Linked DNA regions of Homo sapiens: region 1 is linked to region 2. The links are chromatin contacts, found by Hi-C or POLR2A ChIA-PET in ENCODE. All regions are on one chromosome and are shown on one strand. Each heading gives the region's core, a stretch centred on a gene start or an enhancer-like site at or near the end of the contact. The rest is flanking DNA. Distances are from core to core; before and after follow the strand shown. Region 1 holds the start of AQP11 (aquaporin 11). Region 2 holds the start of ACER3 (alkaline ceramidase 3).

Region 1 (6,284 bases), core at 1,944-4,443, 730 kb before region 2:
CACTGTCCAATCCTGTACCCACTAGCTACAGCACAATTTGACAACTGACCACTTGAAATGTGGCTACTCTGAATCTAATTTCAGTTAATTTAAGTGTAAACAGCCACATGCAGCTAGTGGCTACTGAATTGCACAGTGCAGGTCTAGACTCCTAAAGCAGTGCTTCTTTACCTTGGTTTCATAATGGGATCACCTGTGAAGCTTTACAATACACCGCTGCCTAGGCCCCTTGCCAGAGCAATTGGATTTTAATCTGTGGGCCCAGAACAAGGACGTTTAAAGAGCTCCCCAGGTGATTTTAATACAGAGAGAAACACTGCTCTAGTGTTCCCTTTATACTCTCCCTCTCCCCCATCAATTAGTACCCTCATTTCAAGAAAAAAAGGGCAGTGTTTTTGATCTGTTGATATTTTATAGATACTTCTAATAACTTTCCTTATATCTATGACTGGATCTATAACTCCAAGTATTATCTGTGTCTCTTCTCTCAAATTTTTTGTCACTGATAAAATAGGGAATGGCTAATATATACAGTATTATCTATGGAATCATAAATATGTATTAAAAGTAGACAGAAAGAATATCAACTTCAGGTTAATCAAGAGAGGGAAGAGGAACATAGGTATTGAAAAATCCAACTGTAGTTAATGTTCTATTGATGTAAAAATTCTTTTTTAAGTTTTTACTGCTTTTAATTGTAGAAATAAAGAGCTAAACCATAGCATAACTCTTTTTGCAGTGACAATTCTGTTCATATACAGGGGATGTTTCTGCTTTAGCTAAAATCTAAAACTTCAATAAATAAGCAACTACCCACCAATCCCTCAAATATGCCTGTACTTGTCACTCTTTTTCTCTTTTTCTTTTTTTTTTTCTTTTGAGACAGACAGGGTCTCTATAACCCAGGCTGGAGTGCAGTGGCACTATCACAGCTCACCACAATCTCAACCTCCTGGACTTGGGTGATCCTCCCACCTTAGCCTCCCAAGTAGTTGGGACTACAAGTGCGCACCAGCACGCCCGGCTAATTTTTGTATTTTTTGGAGAGATGGGATTTCTCTTATGTTGCCCAGGCTAGTCTCGAACGCCTGGGCTCAAGCGATCCACCTGCCTTGGCCTCCCAAAGTGTTGGGATGACAGGTGTGAGCCACCGTGCCCGGCCCCCTTCACTCTTCTATACCACTTATTTCCATTTATGTCTACTTAAAAAGTGGTACTAGACCTAAAGAAGGGGAAATTGATTGGGAAGGCTTGCTTTCTTTCTTTTTTTTGAGACAGAGTCTCACTGTTGTCGCCTGGGCTGGAGTAAAATGGCGCGATCTCAGCTCACTGCAACCTCCGCCTCCCGGGTTCCAGCAATTCTCCCGCCTCAGATTCCCGAGTAGCTGAGATTACAGGCGCCCACCACCATGCCTGGCTAAATTTTTTTTGTATTTTTAGTAGAGACGGGGTTTCACCATGTTGGCGAGGCTGGTCTCAAACTCCTGACCTCAGGTGATCCACCCACCTCGGTCTCCCAAAGTGCTGGGATTACAGGCGTGAGCCACCGCGCCCGGCTGAAGGCTTTCATTTTTACCCTAGAAGGTCAAGTACGTGTTTAGGAGTCCTTATCTTGAAGTTTGCTTCTAGTCATTGTTTCACTTTTAATGGGCAGAAGATTATTACCACAAATTTCCTTTGTTGTTATTTCTGCCTCCACAGTCTTTTATAATTTAGATGTAGTCCCAATAAAGATATTCTGTTGTAATCATTTAAAATGACACATTTCATCATTAAATACTTGTGTTTTGGATTTCCTCCTCCCACTTAGGACTAGATTGCCCACTGCATCTGAGATCTGTCAAAGTAAACAAATGGTTTAAAAGAAATCAACAGATTTCTCAAGAGTTATATTTTAAAAAGCATCTTTAATTTGAAGCAAGTTATCATTTAAACATTTTTCTTAATAGGTCACTTAAAAGTTCATGTATAACTCAAAATGAATTATTAAGGAAATAAGAAATTTCATAACTCAAAATGAATTATTAAGGAAATAAGAAATGACTTTAAATCATTTATAGGACTAAAATGGAACTACAAAATTTCTACCCTCCGCTCTTATACTAACCAATCATGTGCCTTGTGCTTTAAATCGAAAGGAACTTTGTAAAGCCAGGATCATTTTTCAGTAAGAGTATCCGAAACGATCTATACCACCTTGGCATGAAGAAAGAGGCAGTTAATAAGTTATCTTTCCTTTCTACCATTAAAACAATCCCTTTGTAGGATATCTGAACCCTTGGCAATATCTCACAGTATCTCAGTTTCAGCACAGAGGTGGCTCCTTTCTCTGGGTGTTCAAAGCAGCACTGCATGAAGGCTCTACGTGTCGGCCCTACTGGTTAAGAACGGGCTGCAAAATGGTTAGAATAACGGGGATACCAGCATTTACATCATAGCGGGATAGACGGTTTCAAATGTATTTTAGTAAAGAACTTACAGCCTCATGTCATAGAGGCTCTGGAAGTGCCAAGTATTTGGTGAGAATGACAAACCTGCATAGACCAAAAAGGTGATGAGTGCAGCCAGCAGGTGGATACGAAGCTTGGTTCGGACTTCCTGGAAGTGCAGCAGAGCGCTGTGGAAGAGAAAGGAGCAGACGGCCTCTGTGATGACCGCTTTGAGCAAGTCGACTCGGATGGGATTCTTGCAAGCGAAGCTCCTCTCGCTGACGTGATACTGGGTCAGACCCAAGCTCCACAAGGCGCTTGTGCAGTACCTGCTGCACAGGGCACTAACCAGCTGAGCCAATAGCCTCACCGCACCCGTCTCGGGGGACATGCCCCCCAGCATCATCTGCATCATCACGCCGCACGGGTTGCTGGACGTGCCCACCAGAGTCAGGCCATGCACAAGCGAGAAGAAGTAGACGAGCGTCAGCGTCCAGGTGGGGTGCGCGGGGTGCTGTTCGCTCAGCAGTTGCAGCTCGTGGGTGCAGCAGCAGAGCTGGAAGGTGGCTAGAAACTCCAGGACGAAGGCGTGGGCCACCGGCCTGTGCAGCTGCTGCCGGGCGACTACGCGGGCCAGCCCCATGAGCAGCACCACCGACAGCATCAGTCCCAGCGAGGTGCAGGTGTCCTGCAGCTCGGACCGGAGCCCCAGCAGCGGCGACATGGCTCCGTCGCCGCCTGAGCGGGTTGCGGGCTCCGGCTCTGGGTAGGAGGCGGTCTCCAGGCCCGAGTCCGAAGTCCGCAGCCCCTCCCCTCCTCACGCCCCTCGGGGCGGGACGAGCGGGAGGCTCCCGAGCGGCACACTTAAGAAGTCCTCCCCGCCTCCCCGGCTTGGCGCTGGGGTGTTGGAACCAGAGCCGAGGAGGCGGGGAGGCGGGGAGGCGGGGAGGCGCGGGGAGGCGCGGGGAGGCGAAGGGAGGTAGCCTAGGGCGCCGGCCGCAGGGCCAACGGTCAGCCGAGCCCACCGCGCACTCACCCTCCGCAGTCTCCCTCAGGGCCTTGTAGGCGGGCGCGGCGGCGGAGGGCCGGCGCGGCGCGGTCGACGCAGCGCTCTTGGTGCCCACTGCGCACGCGTGCTGCGGCCCTTGCGCCCCTGCGGGCGGTGACACCCGGACCACGGGGCGGAGAGGAGCGGCACGGCGCGGCGGAGCTCTGATGGTTGCTTTGCAGCGAGGACCTTAGAGTTTTTCTTTCCCCGCTCCACACTGTAAAACCGTGGAGCTGGAAAGACCGCTGAAGGCCATCTCACATAGCCACCTCGTTTTTATCAATGGGCGACTGAAATTGAGAGGGGAGACGCGGCGCAGGGGGCGGGTGAGTTAGTGGGCGTAGACCGGTGCGCAGGGCCTCCTGGAGCCTTGCTTTTCTTCACCTGCCAAAAAACATTTCTAAAAATGGTGGTAATATATGCCAGATAAAATTCGCCACTTTAATCAATTTAAGTGTATATTTCAGTGGCATCGATTACCCTCACAGTGTTGTTCAACAGTCACCTCTTTTTTCCAGAACTTGAGCGGTGATTCTTCAAAGTGTAGCCTAGTTTTAGCATGTGACTGTCTATAACCTTTGGCATGAACTCTTTACGTATAATATGAAACAGTTGTGTCTTACTGTTACATGCACTCTTCGTGAAGAGGAAACAACAGGTAACTGGAGAGGTCTGTTTCCAAGAACTGGGGGTCCTGGCGCACCTCTTCCATCTGCTTTGAAAGCAGGAATACGGCTGCGTGAGGTGGAGCGCGTCCGGAGTCCCAGCACGGAGAGGCTTAGGTGGGAAGACCGCTTGACCCCAGGAGTTCCAGGCTGCAGTGAGCTGAGATCGCGCCACTGCACCCCTGCCTGGGCCACAGAGCGAGACGCTGTTTTTAGAAACAAAAACAACAACAAAAACCGGGCGCGGCTGGGCGCGGTGGCTCACGCCTATAATCCCAGCACTTTGGGAGGCCGAGGCGGGCGGATCACCGGAGGTCGGGAGTTCGAGACTAGCCTGACCAACATGAGAAACCCCCGTCTCTACTAAAAATACAAAATTAGCCGGGCATGGTGGCGCATGCCTGTCATCCCAGCTACTCGGGAGGATGATGCAGGAGAATCGCTTGAACCCGGGAGGCAGAGGTTGTGGTGAGCCTAGATCGCGCCATTGTACTCCAGCCTGGGCAACAAGAGCGAAACTCCGTCTCAAAAACAACAACAACAACAACAACAACAACAACAAACCAGTCAAACAAACAAAAAACAAAACATGAAAGCCACTTAGTACAGTTCCCAATACGTAGAAAATATTCACTAAGTGGTAGCTTACAGTGGAAACAGCAGGTTTCAGCAGCCAGAGTGCACGGCTCTTGCCACCGCATTCCAGTCCCAACAGCTTGTCCCCTGGGGTGGCCCATTGTAGGTGCAGCACTTTGGGAGTCCGAGGCAGGCGGATAACGAGGTCAGGAGTTCAAGACCAGCCTGGCCAACATAGTGAAACCCCGTCTCTACTAGAAATACAAAAATTAGCTGGGCATGGTGGTGCGCACATGTAGTCCCAGCTACTCGGGAGGCTGAGGCAAGAGAATCCCTTGAACCCGGGAGGTGGAGGTTGCAGTGAGCCAAGACAGTGCCACTGCACTCCAGTTTGAGCAACAGAGTGAGACTTCGTCTAAAAAAAAAAAAAATTCTTTCACAAGACACAAACTAGTAGAAAATCAAGACCTTTTCTCTTTCCTGTGTTGATTGCCTGGCCAGAAAGAATTTAAATTAGAATTATTTATTATTATTATTTTTTTAAGACAGAGTCTCGCTCTGTCTCCCAGACTGGAGTGTAATGGCGTGATCTCAGCTCACTGCAACTTCTGCTCCCGGGTTCACGCCATTCTCCTGCCTCAGCCTCCCGAGTAGCTGGGACTACAGGCGCCTGCCACCACACCTGGCTTTTTTTTTTTTTTTTTTTTTTTTTTTTTTTTTTTTTTTGTATTTTTTAGCAGAGATGGCGTTTCACTGTGTTAGCCAGGATGATCTTGATCTCCTGACCTTGTGATCTGCCCGCCTCGGCCTCCCAAAGTGCTGGGATTACAGGCGTGAGCCACCGCGCCCGGCAATTAGAATTACTTTTAAGTCACTGCTGTTTAAAGAAGTTGCCTTTAAATCAATCCTATGAATGTAACCCTTTCAGTGCTCCCCTAGACTTGAAGTCACTTGAGGATTAATGTGAATGTATTTTATTTACTGCTCTGCTGATAATTCACTTTTACCCGGAAGAGTCATGTAGAAAACCAGTGTTTTGGACTTTGGTAAGAAATTTTAGTATCGTGGTAATACATATTGTCATTAAAAGGACTTTGGACATTTTTTAAATTAAAGAACAAGGGCAAAATTAACATAATTAATTACTACTGATTGGATATTTTGCATCAAATCAACCTTCCTATTTTCAGAAACAAGAAATCACCAATTAAAGTCTCTTGAGAGTGACATCATGGACGAAGACCTCTGTTAGCTTTGGTAAAACAGCAGTAAAAACAGTCCTTGCTCTTGAATAGCATAGAAGAGGGAACAGAAGAGAAAACAAAATTAAAATATAGTGTAAAAGTACAATGGTAAAAGAAGAAAGGCCTGGGCACAGGGAGGGGCCCCCACTCAGACTTAAGGAAAGGCTCCTTGGAGGAAGTGTCATCCTAGCTGAAACCTGAAGAATAAATAGGAGTTAAGGGGTAAAGAGAAGAGGGAGAAAGAAGAGAGGCAGAGGCACTGCATTTTGCAAACAGAGAAAGCCTAGAGGAGTCCCCGTGCTCTAGGCTGGAGTATGAAGGG
Region 2 (6,107 bases), core at 54-2,553:
CCTACAAAGCCATGCACAGATGCCTGAGAACAGGACTCAACAATGAGAAGGTTAGCTAAGAAGAGTTTCACTTCACGTCCTGAGAAGTAGATCCAACTAAAAGAAGGCAGTAATCATTAGCCAAAGGATAGTCTTTGCACTTTGCCAGAAGCAGGTACCTAAAAGAAGGATCAAATATTGTGCTCTCAAAACCTGATTAAATGATAGAAAAAGAAGTGGCAGATTTCTCCTAGCCTGGCAGGAAAAATCGTCTAGGAAAACAGACAGACACCCACATAGGCACACAGAACAAGCCCAACCTGACCAGCAGTGCCTGACAGAGCAGCCGCTAAAGAAGAATGCTTAAATCCTCAGAAGGTGCAGTCGGTGGAAGTAGTGTCCTCAGATGACCCCTAACTCCTAGATAGTTGGATAGGACAGAATGGAGCAGGGACTTGGTCCTCTGTGCTCTTGGGAGCCTGGCAGGGGCAGAAGGTACAGGCTAGGTGCAAGATGCCTTCGACTCCTGGTGCAAGATGACAGTTGAATAATCATACTCAGAGAGCAGATGACCTCTGGTACTTGAAGACATCCTGGGGGATAGGGGTGGGATGGTTCAGATCTCAGACTAGTGAAACTGTTCCCTGGAGGTGAGCAAGGAGGTCTAATATTCCAGTGAAAAGGGAAGGGAAAGACGGTAGAATTCTCACGGATTGGGGGAAAGACGAAGCTAGGAACTGTACCCTTCTGGTGGTGGCAACAGCAGAGCAGGTGTCCTGGGCCCTCATTCCAAGGGGCAGGGTCCTCCACTCTCCCAGCCTGGCCCCACTCCGCTCTCGGGCAGGAATTCCCATTCCCAACCCGGCTCTTCAGGCTTTCCCCCTTAGGTCCAGCAGGGGCTCCCCACTTCCCACTGCTCTTCTGCCCCCCCAATCCTCAGGCCCCCTTCCTCCCTCCCAGACCCCGGTACTCCTCCCTCTACACACTGGACTCCCGGCCCGCTCCTCTCAGCCTCCCGCTGGCCCAGGGCGCCGCATTCCAGCTCCCGGGGCCAGGCCTGGCACCTCCCTTCGCGGCCAGGTTCGCTCTTTGCCTTCCTCACACGGCGTCTCCTCAGCCCGGTGCCCTCTCGCCCCCACTCCCCTCCTCAGGCCACACTCACAGAACTCGGCGATGTACCAGGTCACGGAGTAGTTCTCCTCGCACCAGTCCAGCGTGGAGGTCGTGGGGCCCCAGTAGCCCTCTCGGTCCGCGGCCGGAGCCATCACGCCGCCGCCGCCGCCGCCCAGGCGCTCCGCTCACTGTGCCGGGTTAGGCTGGCGACCAGGCCGGCTCCGGCCCAGCCCGCGCGCTCGCTCGCGCCCCGCCCGGCCCTGCCTCCCCGAGGGGCGGGGCCTGGCGCCGTTACTGACACTGCCCTGACGGAGGCCCCGCCCACCGGCGCCGCTGGGCCGCGGGGCCGGGCCAGGCCCGACCTGGTGTAAGGCCCACTCGGAGGGCGCCGGCTGGCCCCGCCCCTCTTCACCCTTGGGCGGGGCAGGGGCGTGATCCAGGAAGGAGCCGGGGGCCTGGGCTTCCTGGCCGGTGCAGACACGCCAATGGCCGTAGGTTGGGGGTTCCTGACATCCCAGAGGCTATATTCTGTCAGGATGTGCCAGAGCCTCTATTTGTGTGCGTGTGGTTTGATTTAATCGGGGCGGGGGTGGGATGAATACTTCTATCAAGCCCTTGCTTGATTAAACCTGTGCGGCGAAGCGCCTCTATGTCTTCCATTGAGCCACAGGCCTCAAATGGAGCCCCAAAACAGAGTACCCCCAACCAATCCCCGTGATTCTCAGGAAATAAACCGTGATTTTCTGATAAAGGTGTAAGTGTCTCTTCGGTACAAAGGGAAAGGGTGAACAACCCAGGACCGAAAAAAAAAAAGTAGGTTCTGAGATCCTAAAAAAAAAGAATGCTGCTAGCTAGAGCACTAAAGCAAAGTTTCCCTGCTTCGTTTGGGCCTCCAAGCACAGAGGTTTCCACGTTCTAACTATAATTGTGCCCTGCTCTTCAGGCAACCAACAGCCTACCCCTACTTCCAACTTCAAGTCTAATACTCCCAGCCCCCGTCTGGGAGTATCGTAGACGGCAAAACCCCGTGTCTACGAAAAATACAAAAATTAGCTGGGCGCGGTGGCTCAGACGTGTGGTCCCAGCTACTTGAGAAGCTGAGGTGGGAGGATCACTTGAGCCCCCGCGGTGGAGATTGCATGCAGTGAGCTGAGACTGTGCCAATCCAGCCTGGGAGAACAGAGCGAGACCCTGTCTCTAAATAAATAAATAAATAAATAAATAAATAAATAAATAAAAAGTCTAGTACTCCACAGGTCTGCCAGAGAGCTCTTCCTAAAACAGATGCAACCACCCTTGCCCCTAGTGTTCAGCTACACCAAACTCAAACTTTCCCCTCTCCTAGAATGCGCTGGGTCACCTGCCTTTGCTCCCACAGTTCAACTGGGACAGCCTAACTCTCTTCTCCGTTTGACCAACTCCCCACTCTTCTTTTAAAATCCAGCTCTCTGAAGCCATCCCAGATGTTTACACCCTAGAGCTTCCTTGCCCTTTGTTCACATCCTACTGTGCTACATCCTGATCAGAGACCTTGCTTTCCCTTCTTTATGGTCTTAGTATTAGGACTCTGCCTGAATACACAGTAAGAAATGAAGAGTAAAAATGAAGGATGATACAACTGCTATTTTCTAAATAAATAAGTCAGATGTGGTGCAAGTCAAAGGTAAAAGAGAGGACAAGGAGAGATGAAGAGCCCACAGCCTTTCTACAAAATAACCATAGCCAATTAGCAGGAAATAGATGCAGAACTTTTATTTGCTAGGTGCAAAACCTAGGGAAGCAGTGTATCTTTTTTTTTTTTTTTTTTTTTTTTTGAGACAGTCTTGCTCTGTCGGCCAGGCTGGAATGCACTGGCATGATCTCAGCTCACCGCAACTTCCGCCCCCTGGGTTTAAGCGATTCTCCTGTCTCAGCCTCCAGAGTAGCTGGGACTACAGGTGTGCACCACCACGCCCAGCTAATTTTTGTATTTTTAGTAGAGACAGGGTTTCACCTTGTTGGCCAGGCTGGCCTCGATCTCTTGACCTCGTGATTCACCCGCCTCGGCCTCCCAAAGTGCTGGGATTACAGGCGTGAGCCATCGCACCCGGCCGGAAGCAGTGTATTTTAATACGAATAGTAGCCTCTCTGAAATTTTTCTTTTTTGAGACAGAATCTCGATCTGTCGCCCAGGCTGGAGTGCAGTGGTGCCATCTTGGCTCGCTGCAACTTCTGCCTTCCGGGAATCGTGCCTCAGTACCCCCTCATCCCCATAGCTGGGATTACAGGAGGCTGCCACCACACCTGGCTAATTTTTGTATTTTTAATAGAGACGAGATTTCACCATGTTGGCCAGGCCAGTCTTGAACTCCTGACCTTGAGTGATCCACCCTCCTTGGCCTCCGAAAGTCCTGGGATTACAGGCCTGAGTTACACCCTGCCTGGCCTGAAATTTTTATTTTGAATGTCATTGAGCTTCTACTATATACCAGGCCCTGTTTGGCTGCCTGGGTGCTAGGACCACACAGAGGTAAACATGAAAGATCCAAGAAGGCCGTCTCCAGAGAGATAAAAGCCATTGAGGTGTGGGGAAACATCTATTTCTAGTCACTTTATCTCATATTCTAAAACTTCCGTTTTGTTTATGTGTTTATGTAATAATCATGAGCATATATAATTTATAAATGAATGAAATATTTATATATTTATATGCTCAAAATGAATATGCAAAAACTCATACGCAAAAGTGATTTGCCGATGAGGTGTGCAATCAGAACAGTGCAGAGACCACAACAATAGAGTATGATCATTCTTAGCTAGGAGTAAAAAAAAAATTAGGGTGTTGTGGAACCCCCTATGTGAAAATAACCCCTGACCCAGCCAAGTGACTCAAGGCAGGATGAGGCCTTGGCTGAGTCAATACTCTGCACAATGTTCCTCAATAGTGAAAAAGGAAATCTACCGTGACCAGGACGGATTTTAGGAGAGAGAAATTCCCCCATCCGAGAGAAAAGGTGCATTGCAGAAGTTTCACTCAGAAAACACAAAATGAATTTCACAGTTCCTTCAGCAATATCTACCTTCCTTTTTCTTTTTTTCTAAAAAATTTCCCCCCTTGAGCATAAAAGCAATGCCTGGAAATGTAAGGGACCCAGACAAGTCAAAACTATCTCAAAAAAGAAGAACAAAGCTGGAGGACTTATACTTCCTGATTTCAACACTTACTGTAAAACTATAGTAATGAAGACAGTGCAGTACTGGCATGAAGATAGACATGTAGATCAAAGGAATCGAATTGAGAGTCCAGCAATAAACCCTTACATTTATGGTCAATTGATTTTTAACAAGGATGCCAAGACAATTCAATAGGGATTGAATAGTCTTTCAACAAATGGTGCTGGGACAACTGGATATCCACATGCAAAAGAATGAAATTAGAATGCTTCCTGTTACAATAAACAAAATTCAACTCAAAATAGATCATAGACCTAAATGTAAGAGCCAAAACTATACAATTCTTAGAAGTTTACATAAAAATAAATATTTGTAACCTTGGGTAGGCAATGGTTTCTTATATAAAACACCAAAAACACAAGCGACAAAGGGAAAAATAGATAAATTGGACTTCATCAAAATTAAAAACTCCTTTGCTGAAAATGATACCATCAAGAAAGTGAAAAGACAACCCACAGAATGAAAGAAATTATTTGCAAATCATATATCTTATATGAGACTTGTGTCCAGAATATATAAAGAACTTGTAATTCAATAATTAGAAGACAAGTAACTCCCAATAACCCTATTAAAGAATGAGTAAAGGATCTGAATAGACATTTCTCCAAGGAAGATATACAAATGATCAATAAAAACATGAAAAGATGTTCAACATAGCCGGGCGCTGTGGCTCAAGCCTGTAATCCCAGCACTTTGGGAGGCCGAGGCAGGCGGATCATGAGGTCAGGAGATCGAGACCATCCTGGCTAACACAGTGAAACCCCGTCTCTACTAAAAACACAAAAAATTCGCCGGGCGTGGTGGTGGGCACCTGTAGTCCCAGCTACTCGGGAGGCTGAGGCAGGAGAATGGCGTGAACCCAGGAGGCGGAGCTTGCAGTGAGCCGAGATTGCACTGCTGCACTCCAGCCTGGGCGACAGAGCAAGACTACGTCACAAAAAAAAAAACAAAAGAAAAGGAAAAAGAAAAGATGTTCAACATAATTAGCCATTAGAAAAATGCAAATCAAAACCACAGTGAGATGCCGCTTCAGACAACCTAGGATGGCTATAATCAAAAAGACAAATAACAACAAATGTTGGCAAGCATGTGGAGAAAGTGGAACCCTCAAACATCGCTGGTATGTAAAATGGTGCAGCAGCTTTGAGAACTTTTTCAGTTCCTCAGAATGCTAAATGGAGTTATCATATGACCTAAGCAGTTTTACTCCTAGGTATACACCAAGAGAATTAAAAACATATATCCACCAAAAACTTGTACAAGAATGATCATAGCAGTATTATTCACAGTAGCCAAAAAGTGGAAACACACCAAATGTCCATCAACTGATGAATAGATTAATAAGTGTGATATACACATTCAATGAAATATTATTCTGCAATAAAAAGAAATGAAATGAAATACTGGTGCATGCTACAACATGGATGAACCTTGAAAATTTTATGCCATATCAAAGAAGCCAGACACCAAGGGGCACATATTGTGATTCCATTTATAATATATGGAACATCTAGAATAGGCAAATCTGAAGAGATAGAAAGTAAATCAGTGGTTGTCTAAGGCTGAGAAAGGGAGCAGGAACAGGAGGTGACTGTTAATGGGAATAGGGTAAGTTTGGGGGATGATGAAAGTGTTCTAAAATTAGATTGTGGTGATAGTTACACAACTCTGTGGACATGCCCAAAAAAAAAACCCACTGAAGTGTATACTTTAAATGGCCAATATGTATGGTGTGTAAATTACATCTTAAAACTTTTTATTTTATTTTATTTTATTTTATTTTATTTTATTTTATTTTGAGA

The links. Hi-C counts contacts between places; a loop is a spot of excess contacts on that map. ChIA-PET counts read pairs that join two places held with the same protein, here RNA polymerase II (POLR2A). Pooled maps may share reads with other maps.
Region 1: a loop to region 2 is called in a map with no recorded cell type, with 5 times the contacts of the local background. The contact joins the promoter of AQP11 here to the promoter of ACER3 in region 2. A Hi-C loop is called at or near these places in 1 of 37 single-sample maps with no recorded cell type and 5 of 50 pooled maps. POLR2A ChIA-PET finds 5 or more read pairs at or near these places in 1 of 52 experiments (Panc1).

The regions. Positions count from the first base shown.
Region 1 is chr11:77,586,862-77,593,145 of GRCh38, reverse strand. It overlaps AQP11 (aquaporin 11), which reads right to left and starts at 3,193. Exons shown (of 3, transcript NM_173039.3): 1 at 2,535-3,193. The coding sequence starts at 3,153. RefSeq lists a silencer at 3,217-3,846.
Region 2 is chr11:76,856,114-76,862,220 of GRCh38, reverse strand. It overlaps ACER3 (alkaline ceramidase 3), which reads right to left and starts at 1,303. Exons shown (of 11, transcript NM_018367.7): 1 at 1,142-1,303. The coding sequence starts at 1,244. RefSeq lists silencers at 1,231-1,490, 1,531-1,630.